Linked DNA regions of Mus musculus: region 2 is linked to region 1. The links are chromatin contacts, found by Hi-C or POLR2A ChIA-PET in ENCODE. All regions are on one chromosome and are shown on one strand. The core of a region is the stretch at or near the end of the contact, and the rest is flanking DNA. Distances in the headings are between cores, read along the strand shown. Region 1 holds the start of D630045J12Rik (RIKEN cDNA D630045J12 gene). Region 2 holds the start of Zc3hav1l (zinc finger CCCH-type, antiviral 1-like).

What was found. A loop is a pair of places that touch in the nucleus more often than their neighbours do. ChIA-PET counts read pairs that join two places held with the same protein, here RNA polymerase II (POLR2A).
Region 2: a loop to region 1 is called in a map of heart, with 4 times the contacts of the local background. The contact joins the promoter of Zc3hav1l here to the promoter of D630045J12Rik in region 1. A Hi-C loop is called at or near these places in 4 of 37 maps with a recorded cell type or tissue (Patski, heart and left cerebral cortex). POLR2A ChIA-PET finds 5 or more read pairs at or near these places in 4 of 5 experiments (Patski and embryonic stem cell).

What each region holds. Positions count from the first base shown.
Region 1 is chr6:38,252,750-38,255,449 of GRCm38, forward strand. It overlaps D630045J12Rik (RIKEN cDNA D630045J12 gene), which reads right to left and starts at 1,390. Exons shown (of 20, transcript NM_194061.3): 1 at 1,119-1,390. The coding sequence starts at 1,260.
Region 2 is chr6:38,297,981-38,300,680 of GRCm38, forward strand. Zc3hav1l (zinc finger CCCH-type, antiviral 1-like) reads right to left here and starts at 1,279. Exons shown (of 4, transcript NM_172467.3): 1 at 884-1,279; 2 at 1-107. The coding sequence starts at 1,260.

The DNA of each region.
Region 1 (2,700 bases), core at 140-2,639:
TTTGTGGCACTAGTTATAATGCCCACAGTCGGGCCTAAGGGACACCTTCAAATGCGTTCTACTTCCTTCAAACCACTTGGCAGTCCTCTGGCCCTGCTCCCACAAGCAGGCAGGGTTCTGGGCTGCTTTCATGGCTTTTCTGTCTCTCCTGAGCAGTGAGAAGAAGCTCTCCACCTAAACTGCTCCTTTCTCCTTTCCTTTCCTACCCACAAAGCAACCAAGCACGTGTGGGCTGGGGCAATCACAGGATGCACTGTGTCACCTCAGAGATGGTCTCCAGTCCAGTGCAGTGCGTGCTCAGGATGGATAAATAAACATTTCGGGGAAGCAACATGAATTAAACCATTTCCTCAACAAACAAAACCCACCCACACGCCTCATAAATCATGTCTCTTAATCCCATGCTGATGAACAGTCACTAAATTGCATCTATTATAAAAACCAACCATGACTCCTTTCATGCCCTGACACTTCAGACTCAAAATATTTTCACACTCCATTGTAATGCCTTTGTGGAGGTAATACCAATAGCTAGTTCCCTGGAAAGATCCATGGCCAGGGCGCTTTCCAAGAGATTTTTTTCTTTGAATGTTCTTTGTGTCCTGGCGCACTGGGGGACACAGCCAGCTTGCTTGCATCTGGGGTAACACTGGGTGTTCACGGCAATGCACAACTGCTCTTCTGCACACACCAGATGCATCCCTTTGCCCCAACAATAAAAGTATCCCAAAACATTCGCTACGCCACATTCACACAACCGTGCACAAACACAATTCCAGTGCCTGCATTTTGCAAAGGGGAAAAAGAAAATAGGCATCTTCGGAGCAGAAACCACCAAACCCGCCTCGGGCAACATGGTTCACGGAAGACTAGGTTGCAGACCTTTTAGCAAGACCGGTCAGAAACCGCTCGCTCTTTTTTCCTTTGGATTTATTCCTCTCCTCCATGCCTTTATTTGCAGGGCCCAGGAAGAATAGGAAAGCATCTCCAGCAAGGAGGGCGAGGGAGCGGTGAAGAATAAAAGAGGATGGGCGGGTGGGGAAGCCAGGGGGTGACGAGCGCGGCAGAGAAGGCGGCCAGGGTGGCGGCCGCGTCCCGGGGGGCTCCGCGAGGCTTACCTGGGGCGCACGAGGCCGGCCCGGCGAGCAGCAGCAGCCAGAGGCCGGGGAGCAGCAGCCCCGGGCGGCGGTGGCGGGAGGAAGGCCCGCGGCCGCACCGCTCCGGCACCAGTGCAACCCTGGCGCGGGGCTCCCGCTCCATGGCCACGCGTCGGCTCCCCGACACCCCGGCCTCCGGGCGTGGGCGCGCTCAGGCCCGGGACGCCGGCGTCCGCTGCGGCGGAGACTGGGCGCCTAGCACCGGCGCGCAGCGAGGCCGGCGAGGCGGGGGCGGGCCGGGCCGGATCCGCGGACTGGGGCCGCTGCACGCCGGCCGCGCCGCTCCGCCCCCTCCCGAGCCTCGCAGCCGCTGCCGGGCAACGCACGGCCCCGCGCGGGGAGGCGAGCACCACCTCCCGGCCGGCCCGGCGCCTGCCTGCGGGCGGCCCGGCGGAGGGCGAGGCGGGACCCGGTCCCCGCCCTCCCACAGGACCCGCCTCTCAGGAGGGCGCCCGGGACGGCGCCGCCCCGCACCCGCACCCCCGGGGCCCTAGAGGAACGGTCGCAAACCGGGTGATTCCGGAGCACGCTCCTCCCGAGCCGCCCACGCGGGGCGGGCAGCAGGTGTGTGTGCGGGGCGGCCGTGGTCCCTGGCAGACCCCGGGCTGCTGAGCGGACAAAGCCGAGAGAAGTCGGCTCTCTTTCCCAGAGCCCGCGCGCTGGAAAAGAATGGGGAGGAGGCACACAGGGCTCAGCCCATCCTTTGCCTTTCCAGAGCTGTGCCACCTTGTTGGCAAAGGTGGGCCTTTGGTAAGACCTAGGCCTACTGCCCTGAGCTTAGTGAGTCTTCAGAAAGGGGCTACTGAAGCTGAATCAAAGTGGACAGACACAAACACACAGATCCAGGCCTTATTTTTTAAAAAAGAAAGTAGCACCAATATATGATGAAAAAGACCTTGTTGGGGGTTAGTTTCCTGGGGAAATGGGGGTGTGGATGGGAGTTAGCATGTGTCTCTGTGCTAAGAGCCAAGTGCATTAACTCTGAAGGCCGAATAAGGTTGGAAGGTCCTAGAACACACTACAATTTTGGACAGTTGTATTTCAGAGGTTGCACCAGCCGTGGTCTGCAAGCCGTGCATAAGAGAAGTATCTTGTTGAGTGAGAAACTATGACAGACAGTGGGAAATGTCAGCCATCCAGACTGGCCAAGGATCAAGGTTGCTCTTCAGTGAGGTAGGCAAAAGACCCAGAAAGATGCTACCCAGTTTTGCTGGGCAAACTCATCTATCTAGGCAAAGAATCAGAAGTTCCTGTTCTGAAAAAAAAAAAAAAATAGGCACCTGTTAAATTTCAGGGAAGATGAGAATCTAGGTTATAAGCTTTTGTTGATGACCCTAATTTTTGCGTTCCATTGTGTCACTTGTCATAAGCAACCCCCATACATTGCTCTCCTGCTCCCCCAGACATATACATTCTTGGAGTTGTCTCCAGCATACCCAAGTAGAGAGTTTGCTTGTCTGAGCATGTTTGCACCCTGACCACAATAGCCCTAGGTATGGCTCCCCTCTCCTCGCTTTTCTCTGAATTACTCACCTGGCCACGG
Region 2 (2,700 bases), core at 29-2,528, 45 kb after region 1:
AAAGCAGGATTCGCAGCTGCCCTTCATTGAGGCCAAAAAGCCCCCGGCTTTTCAGGACTTGGACGTTGATAGGTGTGTGGATATCATGGGACAGAGAACAGGTAGACCTAGAAGAGTTCAAAGCAGTCAGGAGGCCGGGTCAAGAAGAGGGAAGAGGCTGGTGGGTCTAACTCTGCCTAGGGCATTTCCACTTCACAAGTGAATTCCCCAAGTACTAATAAAACAATTCGGATTGAGGCAACTCAGCTTCCAGGGGTCATTTCCCTGTTCTGTGAGTACCCTACCCTCAGGCTTTTTTGAGATTACTTATCTGTTTTTGTAAAGACTAAAACGTAATCTTCAGGCCAACAACAGCTGCTGGCCTCTCTTTGTCCACCAACACTACAAAGAAAGCACTAGAAAGCTTCCCGGATTGCTGCAAAGCACTGGGCTTGGGCTATGCAGCACTATGCCCTCACCCCATCCTGCCACCAGTTTCCTGCGATTGGACACCAGATTTTTAAGCGCGAAAGGGCTGTGGTTATGGAAGGAGGGAGAGAAGGGAACAGAAGTTCCGCGGGCCATAAAGCCCCCAGGTGTCCCTCAAGCGGCATTTGGCATAAGTGAATTCAAAAGTGGCAACACGGATTCAACCGGGCTGCTGTTGTGGAACATCCTAGCATCCTGGGACAGGGACAGCAAATTGGGGGGCGGGGGGGGGGTGAATAATAAACCTCAGTGGAGAGACCTTCCATATTATTTCTCTCGGCGACTAGGTGCACAGGGCGGCCAGCGCGAAGGCCTTTGTCCCATCCCACCCAGGCTCGCCGAGAAGCATCCGGAAGGCGCATCCCGCCCGCCCGCACCCACTGCCCCGCTGGACACTGAGGACTCCGCCCCTCACCAGCAGTCGCGGTGGGGGCACTTGCCCAGCATGTGGCGGCGACACAAGTGCAGCTGGTCGCAGCCCTGACACTCCCCGCGCTGGTAGCGGGCGCAGAGGCGCGCGGAGGACACGGCCATCACCCTGCAGGCCGTGGCGCCGCCGCCTGAGCCCGCGCCCGCGCCCTCGCCCGCCGCCACCTCGGCCTCTGCGTCCCACGGGCCGTCGCGCAGCTCCACCTCCTGCAGCAGGAAGCGCTCTGGACCCGCGCGCCGCAGCACGGCCCGCAGCTTCGCCTCCGACAGCTCCACGTGGCCGCGCAGGTCCTGCAGGAACATGCGGCCGCCGTGAGCACACAGCACCTTGGTGAGGAACGCGCACAGAGTGAGGTCCGCCATGGCCCGCCAGCGCGTCCCCGCCAGCCCGGGGCCTCCAGGCTCCTCCCCGCCGCGGCCCCGACCGGAGCCTGCGAGCTGTAGGGGGCCGGGCCTCAGAAGGCAGGGCCTGAGCCCCTGCAACATTCCTGGCTCCTGGGTTCCTGGCAGATACCGGATAACAGGGAGGGCTGCAAAGAATGTAAACTGCTGAAGTGGTTCTCCCAGCCTGGGGGCGCGCGCCTGGAATGTTAGCTAGCACCTGGGAGGTGGGGGCAAGAAAAGGCCGAGATCAAGGCCAGCGTCCTTTGCAAAGGGGAGTTGGAGGCTAGCCTGGACTACATGACACCCTGTCTCAAAAAACCTAGTAAGGAACCAGCACAGTGGGTAAAAACTTCCTAAGTGTTGGGGTCCATGAGTCGCCCCACGAGCTTACACAAACCCCGATTTCAGTCAGATAGGGATGGTTTATTGAACACACACCATAATACTGATCAATCAGCTCCATGCCTCAGATGGGATTGAGCCATGATATTGTTGATTTTTCTCTGTCAGCTTATAAATAAACATTTTTCCTATTGTCAAATTGGTGACAATATACATAAACACCCACTAAACCTAAAAGGATTTTCCTTCCTAACAATGGACAAATTCCTAGCGTATTATTCCTCTACGGAGTGGTCGAGAGATATTCTATGGTTTCGTCGCTATGATTCCTTAATGGAAAAGAACCCTGTTGCTCCTGTAGAACCTGCCTTTCCCTGTGTTCCCTCCCTACTAAGAAACGGTTTACATGGAATCCTTATCTGCTTACCAGGGAGCCCAGCCGAAAATGTAAACTGAGAAGTGGTTCCTTGGGATTACCTTGTAAAGGGTCTGCTCTCAAACAATCCTTCTCTGTTTGCCTCTGAGAGAAGCCGACCTAAGATACAACTGAAAAAAGAAAGATTCAAGTTGAGAAAGGGGTTAGAGAGGAATGAAAACCACATGCACACAGAGAGAAGAGACGTTCAAGCAAGATAGAGATAGGGAAGAATTTTACTTCAAGGGCACTGATGTTGTAAGCAAGTGTATCCAGAAGTTTAATAAGACTGATTCTGTATGTTACAGAATAGATGGACTGGGAAGACAGCCCAGTGGATAAAACACTTACTAGACAAGTGTGAGGCTGGAATTTGAATGCCCAGATCCTATACAAATACAGGAAGATGTGGGGGCCACTTGTAATGCAAGCACTTGGTAGGCAGTGGCAGGATCCACAGGGGCAGCTAATTGGCTAGACTAACCAAATGGGTGAGATCCCGACTCAGCCAAAGACCTTGCCCTTAGAAATATATTCAATTTCAGAATTCTGGATTGTAATTCATTCCAGATTAAAAGTCTGAATGAGTACCGTGAAAAAATTTGAAATTCTGCCATCTTTTCAGAGAGTTTTTAAATGCTAGAGGCCTGATATCATATAGG